Regions from separate parts of the Homo sapiens genome. Here region 1 is linked to region 2. The links are chromatin loops, found by intact Hi-C in ENCODE. Cell type or tissue: psoas muscle. All regions are shown on one strand. Links, peaks and the distances in the headings refer to the core of each region. The heading gives the core; the rest is flanking DNA.

Evidence for each region. Peaks named below come from ENCODE experiments on the same cell type or tissue, not always from the same donor. Only the 100,000 strongest peaks of a DNase experiment are listed, where the experiment ranks them.
Region 1: a loop joins it to region 2, with 2.9 times the contacts of the local background. A loop is called at or near these places in 2 of 110 quality-filtered maps.

The regions. Positions count from the first base shown.
Region 1 is chr4:75,791,499-75,800,615 of GRCh38, forward strand. USO1 (USO1 vesicle transport factor) reads left to right here. Exons shown (of 24, transcript NM_003715.4): 13 at 2,192-2,403; 14 at 8,124-8,234; 15 at 8,853-8,971. Among named protein-coding and RNA genes, the nearest start is that of USO1, 71 kb to the left of the region's middle. In psoas muscle, for the core only: no CTCF peak of the experiment used is centred there; no DNase peak of the experiment used is centred there.
Region 2 is chr4:76,110,847-76,119,963 of GRCh38, forward strand. ART3 (ADP-ribosyltransferase 3 (inactive)) reads left to right here. Exons shown (of 12, transcript NM_001130016.3): 12 at 1,540-1,940. The coding sequence ends at 1,673. It overlaps NUP54 (nucleoporin 54), which reads right to left. Exons shown (of 12, transcript NM_017426.4): 10 at 7,229-7,348; 11 at 6,818-6,928; 12 at 3,818-4,648. The coding sequence ends at 4,520. Among named protein-coding and RNA genes, the nearest start is that of NUP54, 33 kb to the right of the region's middle. In psoas muscle, for the core only: no CTCF peak of the experiment used is centred there; no DNase peak of the experiment used is centred there.

The DNA.
Region 1 (9,117 bases), core at 442-8,441, 320 kb before region 2:
GGGCAACAGAGAGAGACTGTGCCTCAAAAATAAAAATTAAGAAAAAGAAGATGAATTTTACCATTAAATCACATTTAACTTTCAGTCTGTTGTTCTAGTATAGGTTAGAGTCATTACCCTTTTTATGGGGTCTTTAAATATTTCATCTTACCTAAGATAAATTTTTTAAATGTTTACCTTTGTTAACTTTTAAACTTCAAGAGCAGTTTCATAAAGGTAATTGGAAACATCAATAAAACTCATTTTAATTACATACATTGAGGTTTTTTGTTAGAATTTAAGTCTGTTTAATTATATTTACCAAAAAAAAATTTGGTAAAAAATTACCATAAAAAATTATTGATCATTAATGAAAATAAGACCCTGATGTAGTAGAATGATCAAAATGTGGCATTTCCTTAAGTTTGTTTTAGAAATGTTGTTTTTAATTAAGGTAATTTTTTGGAATGTTACCATCATCAGTTTAATGCCGAAAATACTGTAATACAAGTTGAGCATCCCAAATCTGAAATCTGAAATGCTTCTTTTTTTTTTTTTTTTAACATTCCTTCAAACATTTAGCCTTTGTGTTTCAAATAATCTAATTGTACTCATTAAGTAATTTTGAAATGTATACTTAAGCCAGGCGTGGTGGCTTACACCTGCAATTCCAGCATTTTGGGAGGCCAAGGCAGGTATATTGCTTGAGTATAGGAGTTCAAGAACAGCTTGGGCAACATAGTGAAACCCCATCTCTACTAAAAATACAAAAATTTAGGCTGGGCTTGGTGGCTCACTCCTGTAATCCCAGCACTTTGGGAGGCCAAGGCGGGTGGATCACCTGAAGGTAGGAGTTCAAGACCAGCCTGGCGAACATGGTGAAAACCCATCTCTATTAAAAATACAAAAATTATCCGGGCATGGTGATGCATGCCTGTAATCCCAGCTATGGGGGAGACTGAGGCAGGAGAATCGCTTGAACTTGGGAGGCGGAGGTTGCAGTGAACTGAGATCACGCCATTGCACTCCAGCCTGGGCAACAAGAGTGAGACTCTATCTCAAAAAAAATACTAGCCAGGCATGGTGGCACACACCGGTAGTCCTAGCTACATGGGAGGCTGAGGTGCGAGAATCACCTGAGCCTGGGAGGTCGAGGCTGCAGTGAACTGAAATTGCACCACTGCACTCCAGTCTGGGCAAACAGTGAGACCCTGTCTCCAAAAAAAAACAAAAAATAAAATATACACTTATTTTTTATTATAGTCACCCTGTTGTGCAATCAAATGGTATATCTTATTCATTCTTTCTAACAATATTTTTGTACTCATTATCCCCATCTTCCCTCTAACTTCCCACTACCCTGCCCTGCCTCTGATAACCACCTTTCTAATCTCTGTGTCCATGAATTCCCACAAATTTTTAGATCCCACAAATAAAGGCAAATAAATTTTACCTTCTACCATTGATGATAAATAATTTAGTTCTGATTTTTATTTGTTCTCACAAGTAAGTGAGAACAAATGTTAGTCTTTACATACCTGGCTTATTTCACTTAATATAATGATCTCCAGGTTCATCTGTGTTGTTGTAAATGACTAGATCTCATTGTTTTGTATGGCTGAATAGTACTCCATTGTGTGTATATACCACATTTTCTTTCTGAAATACTTCTGGTCCCAAGCATTTTGGATAAGGGATACTCAACCTATGTTTCTTTTCTCTCTCTCCTTTTTTTTTTTTTTTTTTTTTTTGAAGATAAGGTATCACTCTTGTCCAGGTTGGAGTGCAGTGGCGCAGTCCATAGCTCACTGCAGCCTCAAACTCCTGGGCTCAAGTGATCCTCAGGCCTTAGCCTCCCGAGTAGCTGGGACTGCAGGCATGCACCACCAACTCCTGGCCTCAAGGGATCCTCCCACCTCAGCCTTCCAAAGTGCGAGAATTACAGGCGTGAGCCACCATGCCCAGCCTCCACCTGTATTTCTTTGTTCTATTACTTTTCTTCCAAGATAACTTTCTCTCATTGTTCATTTTGCTTTGAAAAGCAGACTTTTATCATTTTGAAAGTATATTTAATACTACTCATTAATACATGTTTAATGATTATATTTAATGGTATTTCACACTATTTTATGTGTACAGAAAACAATTTATTTAAAATTTGGTTTACGTCAAAATCTAATATATTTTTATTGTCTGCCTGCCATCTTTGTAGCAACAGGTAATTCAGTTTCAGCTGGCCAGTTATTATGTGGAGGTTTGTTTTCTACTGATTCACTTTCAAACTGGTGTGCTGCTGTGGCCCTTGCCCATGCGTTGCAAGAAAATGCCACCCAGAAAGAACAGTTGCTCAGGGTTCAACTTGCTACAAGTATTGGCAACCCTCCAGTTTCTTTACTTCAACAGTGCACCAATATTCTTTCACAGGTAAAGTTTTGCATAAGGGAAAAAGTTCTATACATTTTGATGTCAGTGATACAGGATTTAAGGATGTCTTTAGAAGATGCAGATGAAAAAGGACAGAGAAGACTTATTCTGTTTATTAGTTCATCATAATCAGAAACAGTTTTGTGGAGAAAAAGCAATAAATACTCTTAGAGGAATAGTTTTGCTAAATAGTTATAAGGTCTGCATCATGATGAAAATACATGTTCTGGGCAGAAAGGTATTTTGAGGGTTTTGTCTTGTTTTTAAATTATCCACAGTGTTCTTGCATGTCATTTTTCTCTTTCTTCTCAGTAACTGAATTCAGGTTAGTTTATGGGAGGGAGTAAAGTAGTTCATAGCTGTGTATTTCCCTCTTTCTCTTCCCAAAGCAATTGATCATCTAGAAACAATGGAACAGTGGTCCCTTGTATATATAGTTATACAGTATATCCCCTTGAAGTTTGTGAGTTCTTCAATCCTTAAGTCCCCGGTGCATATAATTTACCTAGTAAGATGGAGGAAAACATAACAAAAAATTTTTGCATGTCTTAGACTCCTAATGAGAACAACAAAGCTTTATTGAAGTGTAGTTGCTAGGCATTTAGGAATGTCACTTTTTGTTATGTGATTTCCCCACATGTACCAGCCTTGCTATTGAACAGTTCAAGTTCATGCTTTAGCAAAACTCTAAAGTCATTGACGTTTAGAGTCACTCAGGGAAAGTAAAAATGTGACTAAATCTAAAATTGTTCTGTACACTGCTCTAGCAGTAGTTATCCTACCCACTCCCCATAATAATGTGGTTGTGTCCTTCTTTAGTTTTAATCCTGCCACACTCGTTGAATTTTTCCTTATTTTGAGCTTTTAAAGAAACATTAGCTCCATCCATAGAAATTATAAATGAAAGCTTAAAAAGTAACTATAGTGAAAAGGAAGTTGAAGTTTAAAATTGGTTTACTTTAATTGAAAGCTTATTTTGTCTTTATCACTTATCTCTTAGAGATTAAAAAAACTATCCCAAATTTTTATGTCTTTACTTATTACTTGGCATTCTCATGTTGCTATCTGTTAACAACAGTTTTATTTTAAAGCCAAACAGTAATTATCTCTCTCATCACCATCACCACAGACTTCACTTTAACATTGAAATTACAATGAATGCCTGATGAGAAGTGCTAAAGATGGTGGTGTCTTCCCCACTCTTAAGTAATCACAGTGCTATAAAATTATCCTTTATCTTCTAAAATATATAGCCTCTAAATGTATCCTCTAACTTTTTATTGTATAAAAGAAGTATCATTAGAACCATCCTGTCCCAAATTATTGGCTTGAGTTTGTAGAGAGACTATGAAAAAGTATTTGAGGGATTTTTCCAGATTTAGACTTTTCTAAAGTAGTAATATGTATGAATAATTTGTAATGTATAATTTGCAGGGTGATAAGATCGACAGACGGGTATGTATCACTTGATTAAGCTTAGGCATTTTCCTCTTATAGCAAAGCTTTTTCTCTGTCTTGGGTTTTGCTGATTGGTTTTTTTTTAACTGCTTGTTTGAAGTTACATTCTACTCACACTTTTGCGTGTCAGCCAATTTATTTCTATTGTAAATGGCTCTCCAGTTTTTCTCCATGGGATATTGTATTGGTGTTACTAAACACTGTGGGAATGAGAATCTGAATCTATACTTGTGCTTCTTCTGGGGATGCTTGCACTTTCTGGATTTCCTTGGTTTCGGTTTTTTGTGTTTTTTCTCCAAGCTTGCCTATTTATTTCCTCTGAAGCCATTTCAAAGGAAGTAGAATTCAGGATTAAGAATTTTGTCTTTAATTAATCAGCATATGAAAGAATCTGATGATGATTTTTATACTAGATTATTTAAAATGTGCAATAGTAAGTATAATTTTATAATTTGAAATATTTTAAATGAAATATTATGGATTATTCTGAATATAATCCATATGCTACAGCTACCACTGAGGATTCGTTTTTGTTGTGTGTGGGGAAAGTGCTATTTTTGTTTTGTTTTGTTTTGTTTTGTTTTGTTTTGTGTGAGTATTTGGCAGAAAAGGAGTGTACCTTAATATCTATGTTTGGGCATGGGTTTCAGTTGAATAATGTGGGTAGTAATAAATGAGGTCCTGTTATGAATTGTATCTTTGTGTATGAGCATGATTTAACATGTGTCATTAACTTACACACACACATACATATTTTGCAGCTTTAGCCTGCAGAATTTTATATTAGGGAAAGTATTTTATAAGTATACATGTCAGTCATTTGAAAGGGAATTTTTTTTGAGGTATTAATTTATATACAATAAAATGCACAGACCTTCTGTGTTTCATGTGATGATTTTTGGTGTTTGAGTGTATCTCTGTAACCACCACCCAAAACTAGATGTAGAACGTTTTCATAATCCCAGAAAGTTCCATCATGCTCTTTTTTTTTTTTGAGACGGAGTCTCACTCCGTTGCCCAGACTGGAGTGCAATGGCACGATCTTGGCTCACCGCAACCTCTGCCTTCTGGGTTCAAGCGATTCTCCTGCCTCAGCCTCCTGAGTAGCTGGGATTACAGGTGCGCACCACCACACCCAGCGAATTTTTGTATTTTTAGTAGAGACAGGGTTTCATCATGTTGGCCAGGCTGGTCTCGAACTCCTGATGATCGCAGGTGATCCACCCACCTGGCCTCCCAAAGTGCTGGGATTACAGGTGTGAGACACCGCGCCCAGCCCGCAGCTTCAAATATTTTGTTTGTAGTTCTCTTTTATCGTGTAAAATCTGTGGTTTATAATTACCCCCGAGAATGCTCTCAAATTACAGTTTTAGCCTCCATTTGTTTTCTCAAATCTCCTCAATGGTTCACACACTCTAGGGGCTCTGAAAAGAGGTGTGTACTTTTCCTTTTATTTATATCCTCTGCCCATTTTATATTAACATACTTAACCCTTGTTTTTAATATGAGTTACAGATTTTTTTTTTTTTTTCTGGTATGTCATTTGTCTTTTGACCTTGGTGTTTTGTTATGGATTTTTTTTTTTCTCAGACTTATCTTTTATGGCTTCTGCATTTTAAGTCATACTTAGAAAAGGCCTTTCCATGTTCAGATTTTAAGGAATTTACTAGGCCAGGCATGGTAGCTCACACCTATATGTTAACACTTTGGAAGCTGAGGTGGGGGCATCGCTTGAGCTTTGGAGTTCAAGGCTGCAGTGAGCTATGATTGCTGCACTCCAGCCTGATAGACAGAGCGAGACCTGGTCTCCAATCCCCCCAAAAAAGACTTTATAAGGAATTATACTTCAATGTTTATCTTATACTTTCTGGTTTCTTTTTTTTTCATTTAATTCTTTGTTCTGTTTTTCTCAGCGAACTGTATGAGATACAGATCCACTGATCTTTTTCTAGATAGCTCTCCAGTTGTCCCAAAATCTTTTAAGTCTATTTGTAACTCACTGATAGTTGTATGCTACTTTTTCATATATTAAATTCTCATTTGTATATGGGCCCATTTTTCTGGATTTTTGTATTCTGTCTCTTGATTCCTGCTTGTTCGTGATCCATTATTCTCTCTTTTTTCTTTTTTTTTACAGTGTCCCTAGTTAATCTCACTTTTTTCATATGATCTTCAGAATCATGTTGTTTTGTTCCAGAAGCAAAAAAAAAAAAAAAAGCCTTTTAGTAATTTTTATTTGAATCACATTAATTTTATTCATTTATTTATTTTTAATTTATTTTACAATTATTATTTTTTTTGAAATGGAGTCTCACTCTGTCACCCAGACTGGAGCGCAGTGTTGTGATCTCGGCTCACTGCAACCTCTACCTCCCAGATTCAAGTGATTCGCCTGCCTCAGCCTCCTGAGTAGCTGGGACTACAGGCGCGCGCCACCTCGCCTGGCTAATTTTTGTATTTTTAGTAGAGACAGTGTTTCACCATGTTCGTCAGGCTGGTCTCGAACTCTGGACCTCAGGTGATCCAACGCACCTCAGCCTCCCAAAGTGCTGGGATTACAGGCACATTAATTTTATAAATTAACTTAGAATTAACACCTTTGTGATGTTGAGTCTCCTATCTAAGAACATGGTGGCTTTCTATTGGTTTATGTCCACTTTTGTGCTCTTTAGGAGTGTTTTAAAATTTTCCTTGTTTAGATTTTATACCATTTTGATTAGGTTCACTCCTGAGTACTTTATCTTTTTTTGTCTCTGTAATAAATGGAGTGTTTCATTCTGTCTTTTAACTGGTTATATTTGACTTTGCTCTTCTTATCCTTCAATTAGACCCCAAAAGCCATGCTTTTAGAAGATTCTGATTTAAATCTTACTCTGTTTTTTTTTACTCATACATCAGCCAGTGATTTGATAGGATGTTCTTATATATACATTGTGGGTATATTTGGTACCTGCAAATGGTTATGCTAAGTAATAATGAACTTATATATAACCAGGTAGATGAACAAAACATTTGCATTTGTAACTCGAGTAGTTGTAAGTTTTCTGTGGCACATAGTCAGTTGGCAGTGACTGGTTTTTAACTTTCCAATTTACATGGATGACTTGAAGATATATTGTGGGCATGGTAATGACGTAGAGGCAAGGAAACAGTAAAAATAATGCATCATGTAAAAACTAAATTTGTATCAGTGCTTACCTGGCAAATCATTTGAAGAGGTCCTGTTTGAACTTAATTCAATATTAAATATACCTAAAAATAGATTATAGAAGAGTCAAGATATTGGCATCAAGGTTTGTGAAATTAGAATAGTCTGGGTGGTAGAAATTTTTCGGAACACAGTGATGATTACTTTAAATTCATTCCTTGTCTAGATCTTTGAATTATATTTCGGACATTTTATGAGACTTTCCCCAAAGTGATGCATTACTATTCTGATTTTCATTATTTTATTTCAAACAAGTTTTGTTTTGTTTTTTTAAAAAAAGATACAGGTTATAGGAATATAAATATGGGCACTGTCAATATTGTGAACTAAGAGAATATTCTACCTAGGAGATGTAAATGTGTTGTATTAAAATTTTGAAAACTAATTTTGCTGGATATGCTAATTTTCATTATTAACTATACTTGGCAGCTGTTAATGGTTTGGGGGCACTTGGCTAATTTAAATCTTCCTCTTGATTATGTTTGTGATTTCTCATCTGGTGTGTGATGACTGAATTTGTAGTATGGTTTATTTATTGTTAGAGAATATATTCTCTCATGGAATTTGACTAAATGATTCAGGGGATTATTTTTTGCATTTTTCTTGATTTTTTTGTTTTTTGGTTTTTTTTGAAGGAAGTAGAATTTTCCTTTTATCAGGAACTTGTTTTTAAACTTGTGACTGAAATATCATAAATTTGCTTGGCAAATTTATTGTAAAGGGTCTTGGGATTAATAGATTATTTTAAAGCCTCCACACTGATTTTTTTCCTTAGCAGACAAGGTTTTTAAACTAATCATATTTTAAATAACCCAGTATATGCCTCTGAACATGAATCAGTTCTAATTTCTGCACTCTGTTCATTTTAGGAAGTGCAGCCTGTGGTGCATACAATAATTTATTCTCTTGTTTAGTTTTTTAAAACTGGATTTCTGGCTCATCTCTTGTAAGATGTTAAAGTTCTTTTCATGCAAATGGAAGGGATCTTAGGGCAACTTTAAGTTTGAAAAATATAAAATGAATGGAAAGATTTCTACCAATTTATCTGTTGCAGGGAAGCAAAATACAAACAAGAGTTGGATTATTAATGTTGCTTTGTACCTGGCTAAGCAATTGTCCCATTGCAGTAACGCATTTTCTTCACAATTCAGCCAATGTTCCATTTGTATCCTTTATGTTTTAGTAACGTACATGTAAGTATTTATATCTTTTTTAGTTTTTCTCCTCAATTAGAAGTAGTTCTATGCCCAAAATATTTGAATTCTCCACTATCTTATCTGTGTTGCAACTTTTTAAACTGTTAAAGTTGTTATGATGCTTGTTTAAGTTGTGTGTGTGTGGTTTGTTTTATGCCGGGTTGGAATATATATATGAAATTTCTTTTTTTTTTTTTTGAAATGAAGTCTTGCTCTGTCGCCCAGGCTGGAGTGTAGTGGCGCGATCTCGGCTCACTGCAACTTCCGCCTCCCAGGTTCAAGCAATTCTCCTGCCTCACTCAGCCTCCTGAGTAGCTAGGATTACAGGTGTGCGCAACCACAACCCGGCTAATTTTGTATTTTTAGTAGAGACATGTTGGCCAGGCTGGTCTCAAACTCCTGACCTCAGGTGATCCACCCACCTTGGCCTCCCAAAGTGCTGAGATTACAGGCATGAGCCACCACACCTAGCCTATATATGGAATTTCTTATGGGAACTCTTATGTGAAGTATTAATGTATGTCAAATTCAAATTGCAAAATGTACTAGATATTTTCAATCCTTAGCCTCCTTAACAAAGATTTCAGCTTACAGGACAAATTGCAGAAAATCTTGGAGAAGAAGAGCAGTTGGTCCAAGGCTTATGTGCCCTTTTGTTGGGCATTTCGATTTATTTCAATGATAACTCACTTGAGAGCTACATGAAGTAAGTAAGGGGAAGATGGTTTTCTAATGGCATCAAGAGATAATGATGCTTTTTTTTTTTTTTTGCCAAAGCATTATGTAGACCAAGCTTTTATGTTTTGTTTTGATTTTATTTTTTTTAAAGCATCTCAATATGCTTATCTCCGT
Region 2 (9,117 bases), core at 648-8,647:
ATAAAAAGAAAGTATGTCATGAATGCATAAAATATATGTAGATGCTAGTCTATTTTTATCATTTACTACCATAAAACATACACAAATCTATTGTAAAACGTTAGTATTTATCCAAATTTGTGCACACAGACCATATGTGGCACCATTCAAAATCAAAAGAAACGTAAATGTAAAGATGCGGTATTAAAACTTAACTGCATAAAATTAACTATAATACATACTGTATCATTGTAATCATTTCATGGCCACCTCCTGTTGCTATTGCAGTGAGTTCAAATGTTTCGAGTATCCTCTTAAAACACCATGTGTTGCTAAACATCTCTGAGGAGTTCATCTCCAGTAAATTGCACATCACAGCAAAAAGTGATCTCTCACAGTTCTCCTGTATTTTTTGTCATGTTTGGTGCAATACCAAAAACCTTGAATAACACCATAGGACTCAAAGGAAGTGCCACTAGTGAGGCCGGAAGTCTCACAAGCAGAGAGAAGCCATGACATTACAAGAAAAAGTTGAATTGCTTGATATATAGATTCAGGTCTGCAGCTGCAGTTGCCAGCCATTTCAGACAGATAATTCATCTTATAAACAGATGATGTAAACTTTGGGTATTAGTAAATACAGTACAGTACTGTAAATGTGTTTTCTCTTCCTTATGATTTTAATATTTTTTCTCTATTTTATTGTAAAAATACAGTTTATTTATTTATTTATTTGAGCTGGAGTCTTGCTCTATCACCCAGGATGGAGTGCAGTGGTGCAATCTCTGCTCACTGCAAGCTCTGCCTCCCAGGTTCACACCATTCTCCTGCCTCAGCCTCCTGAGTAGCGGGGACTACAGGCGCCCGCCACCACGCCCGGCTAATTCTGTATATTTAGTAGAGACGGGGTTTTGCCGTGTTAGCCAGGATGGTCTCGATCTCCTGACCTCATGATGTGCCTGCCTCCGCCTCCCACAGTGCTGGGATTACAGGCGTGAGCCACCACGCCCAGCCAAAATACAGTATATAATACATTTACAAAATATGTGCTAATCAATTATTTTTATCTTTTTAAAAATAGAGATGGGGTCTCGCTATGTTGCCCAGGCTCAAACTCCTGGTCTCAAGTGGTCCTCCTGCCTTGGCCTCCTAAAATGCTGGAATTACAGGTGTGAGCCACCATGCCCCAACCAGAATACAGTATATAATACATATAACATATAAAATATGTTAATCAACAATTTCTATTATCAGTAAGGCTTCCAGTTAATGGTAGGCTATTAGTAGTTAAGTTTTTGGGAATCAGGTTACATGTAGGTTTTCATTGTGTGGGGGTTGGCACCCCAACACCCGTATTAAGGGTCAACTGTATATGGAAATATAGCCTGAAATCTGTAATGAATTACACTTATTTGAAAATTGCTTTTGGCTGGAAGTATTTCAGGTAAGTTTCTACTTCAACTTTAGTGTCATTGTTTACATATTCAGGATATATTTTATAGGTGGATGATACTTGACATAAAAAATGATGTGTCAGTGACTGTGTATTCTTGTTAACAGCTCCAGGTCCAGTTCCTGTTCCAGGTCCCAAAAGCCATCCTTCTGCATCCTCGGGCAAACTGCTGCTTCCACAGTTTGGGATGGTCATCATTTTAATCAGTGTTTCTGCTATAAATCTCTTTGTTGCTCTGTAGTTTGATGCATTGTTTATCTTTCTTATTCTTTACTTGAAATAACTATAGGGATCCACAGGAGATCAAAAGGAATGATGTATTTTTTACGTGTTGGCCAAAGTCACTGGATAAAATGAGAATTGTATATTTGTTATTCATTTTGCAAATTCAGAAAGTTGGTCCAGATATATGTCACAGAACTTTTCACTTGTATACTACTCTTACAATGGAAAAAAATCCCGAAAACTGTATACTTCTGATTAAATTCAATAAAAGATTTTGATTAGATATTTCAGAATTGCCAGTATGCTCAATACTGTTAGTGTTTAACATCAATTTAATATCTGAATTAGAACTTTAAGGATAGTCTACTCATCTCTTTGTCTTAGTCTGTTTGGGTTGCTGTAACAGACCACTGTAGACTAGGTAACTTGTAAGCAACATTTATTTATTTCTCACAGTTCCAGAGGCTGGGAAGTCCAAGATCAAGGTGCCAGCAGACTTAGTTTCTGGTGAGTGTCCTCTTCCTTGTCCTTTCCTCACCATCTCACATGGCAGAAGGGACAAGAGAGATAGAGCACTAATCCCATTCATGAAGGCTCCACCCTCATCATGACCTCCCAAAAGCCATACCTCCTAAAATCACCATATTGAGTGTTAGGATTTCAAGATGAATTTTTTGAGAACACAAACTACTCAGTCTATAACACTTGCTTCGATAACTGAGTCTAGTTATCTCACCAGTTATATGCTCAAGGACCACAGGCCTGCCTTATATATGCAGTCACCAGTGGGACAGAAACCCAACAGGATGACTGGGCCTGCCTTTTTAAAAGGCTGACCTTAGGCCCTGTCTGGTATATTTATCTGGTTGAACTAGCAACCAGCAATATTAGAACATGAAAAATCAAAGGCTAGAGAAGCGACCATGGTATGCATGATGAGTGATCCATCCACTAGATTATATAGCTCAGTGAGTAACAATTCTCATCAATTAGACCAACAACTCTTCCTACTATAAGGGGGTGTGCAGAGGGACAAAAACTCCTATACTTGGCTACATGGGTAAGAATGATGGACATGCAGATCTTCTGGGCCACGGAGAAAATGTGGACAAGGCAAGAAATTCCTGTCCCAACACTGTTGGTATTGCAATATAATGGGTAGGAAAGAATGATGAGAGGGTAGTAGAGTAGTGTAACAAATTTACACACCATAAACTTGGCAAAAGTAGCTGCATACTTCTGGCAGTCAATTTGGAAAGAAACAATCAGTTTTAAAGTTCCTAGTCTTGGCCAGGCATGGAGGTTCAGGCCTGTAATCCTAGCACTTTGGCAGGCCAAGGTAGGAGGATTGCTGGAGTCTAGGAGTTCAAGACCAGCCTGGGCAACATAACAAGACCCCATCTCTACACAAAATAAAAAATAATAGCCAGTTGTGGTGGTGCATGCCTGTAGTCCCAGCTACTCAAGAGTCTGAGGTGGGAGGACTGCTTAAACCCAGGAGGTCAAGGCTGCAGTGAGTCGTGATTGTGCCACTGTACCCCAGCCTGGGTGACAGAGAGACTTGTCTCAAAAAAAAAAAAAAAAAAAAAAACCCACAAAAAATCCTAGTCTACACAACTGTAACCTATACAACTGAGGAGAAATCTCTTCAGTGGATTCTCAGAGGATGGACTCCAGATAGATATACAGTGCATCACACTCTTCACCATCCCCATAGTAAATACAATAGCAAGATTCATGGGCCTGTTTCTTCTAACACCTGTCAATACAAGCCAAAGCATCACAGAGAAGTGCAAAGTTAAAGCATCTCAAAAGCGGCCAACATGATGCAGCCCAAATATAGTGTAGTCAGAAATACTGTTTAAAATGATCCACTGGTTAAAGACCCACTATTTAACACTACTTAATCTGTTTAACTCAGATTTTCTAGTATTTCGAATACTAATGACATATTAGGGAATTCTTAATACTAGATGATATCTGAAGTAAGTTTTACTTGCCATACCCTAATCAAAATATAACAGCACTGACAAAAATCCCTAGGAGGCAAAAATAAGACTTAAGACTAAAATTCCTGACTTGTGATTATGAATTTAGTACCTATGTGGACAAAAAATGGTCATTCCTCAAAAGCCAAATAAAGCACCAGACAGAATTATATAAAAGTAATTACAAATTAAGAATTTATTTATAAGTTTTCATCTTTTTAGAAATAAAAAGGCTTAAAAAACAAAATGGTTGCAAAAATGGTTAAGTAGTTTTGTTATATCCTAATTGCTTAGGTGTGCTCTGTAAATTCCAAATAAGTAAAATAATATAAAAATACATTTTCATATCTTTATAGAACAAAAACAAAACATTAAATGCTTTTGGATTTTCTTTACTCCTCCCACAGATGAGTTCACAAATACAAAAACTGGTGTACATTTATACTCAAGTACAAATCTCCAACAGCCAAGTAATTATAGTTTGTTCTGTTATGTGCAAAGTAGATTATTTCATATTTACTTGGTATGGAAAGCAGAGTACAGGCTCAATGGACAATAATCATTAAACACAGATTATGTTTAAGAAAATGCTGTTGTAAAAATGTACAATAGTACATACAATTTTGGTAATTATGCACTTCTTTTAAAGTAAATACAGCTTTTAGATATAAATCTTTCAAAGGTTTTCTTTGAAGAGCTGTGAGGTGACTATTTCAGATTTGATGAACAGTAATTTGTCAGTAAACTTCTCAAAAAACCAATCCAAGAAAGAATTGTTTTCTTTTTCCCTCCATGTGGTCGGTTTCATTCTTAAGGAAGGTCTGATGCAGTAAGAAGATGCATTTCACAAACCTTTACACAAGTTTGTGAACTGTCAACTAAAGACACCACCTCTGATGTGGATGGTTTCATTCAATCCATGTTCGACCAGCTTTATATCTTCTAGATCGTCTTTAATGATGCTAATCAAATGGCTAAGGCCTTCCTGTTGTTGTTTCAAATGCTAGAACAAATTAAGAAACAACATATTAATGTATTAATTTCTTAAAACTGCAAGCTAGTCACAGGAAAAAAGACTCCACTTTGACTATTTTACTAGCAACACAGTACCTAGTAAGTGCTCTAAATATAGAGGGCATGCATATTTAAACATTTGTACTACATCTTTTGCTAACAGTGAAAGACAAACTCTAAAGAACAATAAAATCAAACAAATATATAATGAACAATATCTTCCAACAAAAATGTTTTTTAGATAGCTATTCCTTTTACCAACTTTTGATAAAGGCATGATAATAAAACAGAACTCAAAGGAGGTATTCAAATATAGATGACTAGCAAAATAACATTCTGAAAACTGAGAATATTCATGTTTTGAAGTACAAAGTACATAGTGATAATGGTGGTGATGACTACAGATGCTAACATTTTTTTAAGACTCCTCCTCATGGGTTAAGGTGCTGTTTTAACAGTACTGGTATTCACTCACTTAACTCATTTAAAATCCTTTTGAGCCCCCTTTGGGGTACCATTATCATCTCGACAGTTAAAGAAACTACAGGTAAATAACCTGCCCAAGGTCATAAAGTAGATGGTGAACCATGATTCAATCCCAAAACAATACACTGCTCATAATTTTAAAAAAGACAGGTGTTTAAATTATTCCCAGTTTTATTGCATATATCAACTCTATTTAATACAACTATTTATTTCAATATACTGGAACCTGTTAATTTATTGCAAATACTTAAAACAATGGAATATAATTGGTTATGTGTGTAATATCCAAGAACCTGGAAGCCAAAGTAGTTTTTGGTTGCATAAAACCAGCCATATCCATTCTAACATAATAAAATTGGATTTGTTGATGACATTTATAATCTTTATCTAAAATCCTCAGGGCCATGCCAACAGTCATTAGCTACCTAGTATGTTCCACAAAGTTCATCATCTTCATATATTTTCTTTAGATACAACTGTTCATTTTCATTAAACCAATCTGCATTTATACTAATGAAAATAAGCCAAAGCAGTGTTTCCCAACTTTTTCACACAATGTGAAAACCCTAGAAAAGTGGTTGGAGGTTCTGGCCACCTCAACCTACCTCCATCCAGATCTCCTGAGAGCTTAGGGGACAGATCAATAACCAAATGTTTATAACTTACATGCGACATATAGGCAGGGAAGGTATTATCTAGAGCAGTTGCTTCTCAAACTTTAAAGTGCATACAAATCATTCTATGATCTTGATAAAATGCAGATTGAGTACGTCTGGAGTAAGGACTGAAATTTTGCATTTCTAATGACCTTCCAGGTGCGGCTACTACCTACACTTTAAGGAGCAAGGTCTAGGAAACTTTAGTGTCTCTACTACCTCTAAATTCATCTTTTTGGCGAGGAGAGGGATAATTCACTTTTTTAAACAGTGGCAAAACAGGCATACCATAAAATTTTGCCTGTAACTATTTTTAAGTATACAGTTCAGTGGCATTAGGTACATTTATGCTGTTGTGCAATAATCAACACTATCCACTTTGTTTAGAACTTTTCATCTTCTCAAGTTGAAATTCTGTACCAGTTAAGTTCCTCCCATCCCCTCCTCCCCTCACACCCTGGCAACCACCTTTCTACTCTCTATTAATTGGACTACTAGGTACTTTTCATAAGTGAAATCATAAATATTTCCCTTTTATGAGTGGCTTATTTCATGAAGCATAACTTCTTCAAGGTCAAATTGCATTGTAGCATGTGTCAGAATTTCATTCTTTTTTCAAGGCTGAATAATATTCCATTGTGTGTCTATATACTACATTTTGTTTCTCTATTCTTTGATTGATTCTTGGGTTATCTCCACATTTTGACTATTGTGAATAAAGATGCTATGAACATGGGTGTACAAATATGTTTTGAGTCCCTGCTTCCAACGTACTTGGGTATATATCCAGAAGTAGACCTGCTAGATCATATCGTAATTCTATCTTTAATTTTTTGAGTAAACACTACACTGTTTTCCATAGAGGCTGAACCATTTTACATTCCCCCAACAGTGCAAGAAAGTTCCAATTTCTCCACATTCTCACTAACACTTTTCTTATTAGGATAATAGCCATCCTAATAGGTGTGAAGTGGTGAGCTCACACTTTAAATAATGCAGCCTCATGCAACACTTACCTGCTTGATTTCTCGTAACAGATCTGCATCTATGTAATACCTTTCTTCAGATCTGACTGCTCCAAAATGATTCTGCATCCTGATTTGAGACATCAATTCATTTAGTCGGCCCTAAAAGTTAAGACTGAGTCAAATTACAACTGCCGACGAAGACTTGTAAAAGACAATGTTTTCTTCTGAAAGGATGGTTTCAAAACCATCTATTAAAAATTTCTATTTCTCTCTCTGTACATTATATTCGAAACACTAATACTAGCCAAAAGAACCATGACTGAGTTTACTTTAGAAAGGAAGTTCTAATTGGAGATAAGAAACACAAGTATACAAAATTCCTGCTTGAAGATTACATAACTTTTTGTCTGCAGATCCACCTGAAACAAATTTTAGAATTATGGTCTTAGAAGTGGTTACCTTGAACTGAGTAGGTGCATTTAGTTCACCCTGAATCGTATCCAGCTGAACTCGCAACTGCTCTTCATCAGCCTGAATGGCATAACCACTCTTCCTTTGAATTTCCTGTTTGATTAGGACCTATACAAATAAAAACCACCAATAACAACAGAATCATCTCTTTTTAGTTATGCAAGTAGTAGTAGTACAATTAGTTACTGAAAGAAATCAGCTGAAAATCAAACAACAGTAGGGTTCAACAGTTCAGGATTTGAATTATGTTTCTGTCCATTTTAACTAGGCAAAAGTTATCATATAAATACAATGATATAGACTTAATTGTTTTTTTTGAGACAGGGTCTTGCTCTGTCTCCCAGGCTGAAGTGCAGTGGCGTAAACACAGCTCACTCCTTGACCTCTGTGGCTCAAGTGATCCTCCTGCCTCAGCTCCTGAGTAGCTGGGACCACAGGTGTGCACCACCGCACCTGGTTACATTTTTTAATTTTTTTGTGGCGGGGTGGGGGGGGGGGTCTCACTATGTGGCCCAGGCTGGTCTTGAACTCCTGGGCTTAATTAAGTGATCCTCTAGCCTTGGCCTCCCAGAGTGCTGGGTTTACAGGTGTGAGCCACTTTGCCAAGCCAACAATTTTAAAACTATGGTATGGCTTGGCCGGGCGCGGTGGCTCACACCTGTAATCCCAGCACTTTGGGAGGACAAGGCGGGTGGATCAAGAGGTCAGGAGATTGAGACCATCCTGGCTAACATGATGAAACCCCGTCTCTACTAAAAATACAAAAAATTAGCCGGACGTTGATGGTGCACGCCTGTAGTCCCAGCTACTCGGGAGGCTGAGGCAGGAGAATGGCGGAAAACCCGGGAGGCAGAGCTTGCAGTGAGCCTAGATCGCGCCACTGCACTCCAGCCTGGGCAACAGAGCGAGACTCTGTCTCAAAAAACAGACAAACAAAAACTATGGTATGGCTTAAAAGCAGTACAAAAAAATAGACAACATAATACCAGTTTCAGACATTTACTCACAGCCTTTCCAAATAAAGTGTTCTTTAAAGATGAGTTTATAATATTTAGGTCTAAAAATTATTTCTTGGATTTTTTTTGAGATTACAAAAGCAAAATGTACTTGTTAAGAAACAATACGAGAATGTAAAAGACAAATTTTCTCTCATACCCCCAAGACAAATAGTGCTAACTGATGTTTATTCCCCTGTACCTTTCTCCTTGCTCATCATACAGAGAGAGCACACACACACAGATCCAAAATAAAACTAAACTGTATATATCACTCTGTGACATGGTTCCTTTTTTTGGTTGTTGTTTTTGTTTTTCTGAGACGACCTTGCTTTCTTGCCCAGGCTGGAGGGCAGCTCAATGCAGCATCGATCTCCTAGGCTCAAGCAATCCTCCCACCTCAGCCTCCCAAGTAGCTGGAATTACAGGTGCTCACCACCATGCCTGGCTAATTTTTTTTCTTTTTTTTTTTTTTTAGTAGAGATGAGGTCTCCCGATGTTGCCCAGGCTGGTCTCAAACTCCTAAACTCAAATGATCCTTCTGCCTCGGCCTCTTAAAGTGCTGGGATTACAGGCGTGGGCCACTGTGCCAGGCTGCTTCTCTTTCTTTCCAATTTAACAATGCATCGGGGGAAAGGGTCTAAAGCAGTGGCCTCTAAAGGCAGACTCTTGGTTTGCTGCTACTCTCCAAGCCCAGCTTACTCTGTTAAAAACAGTGCAAATCCTTCCATACTCTCATCCATGCTCCTATAACCATATCTTTTTCATAAACACACACATAGACCGACTGCTTTTTACTCATCTAAGTTTTTAAAAATGGATTATATAAAATTAACAAAATTTTATTATCAATATTAACCATTAAATTTTATAATTAAAATA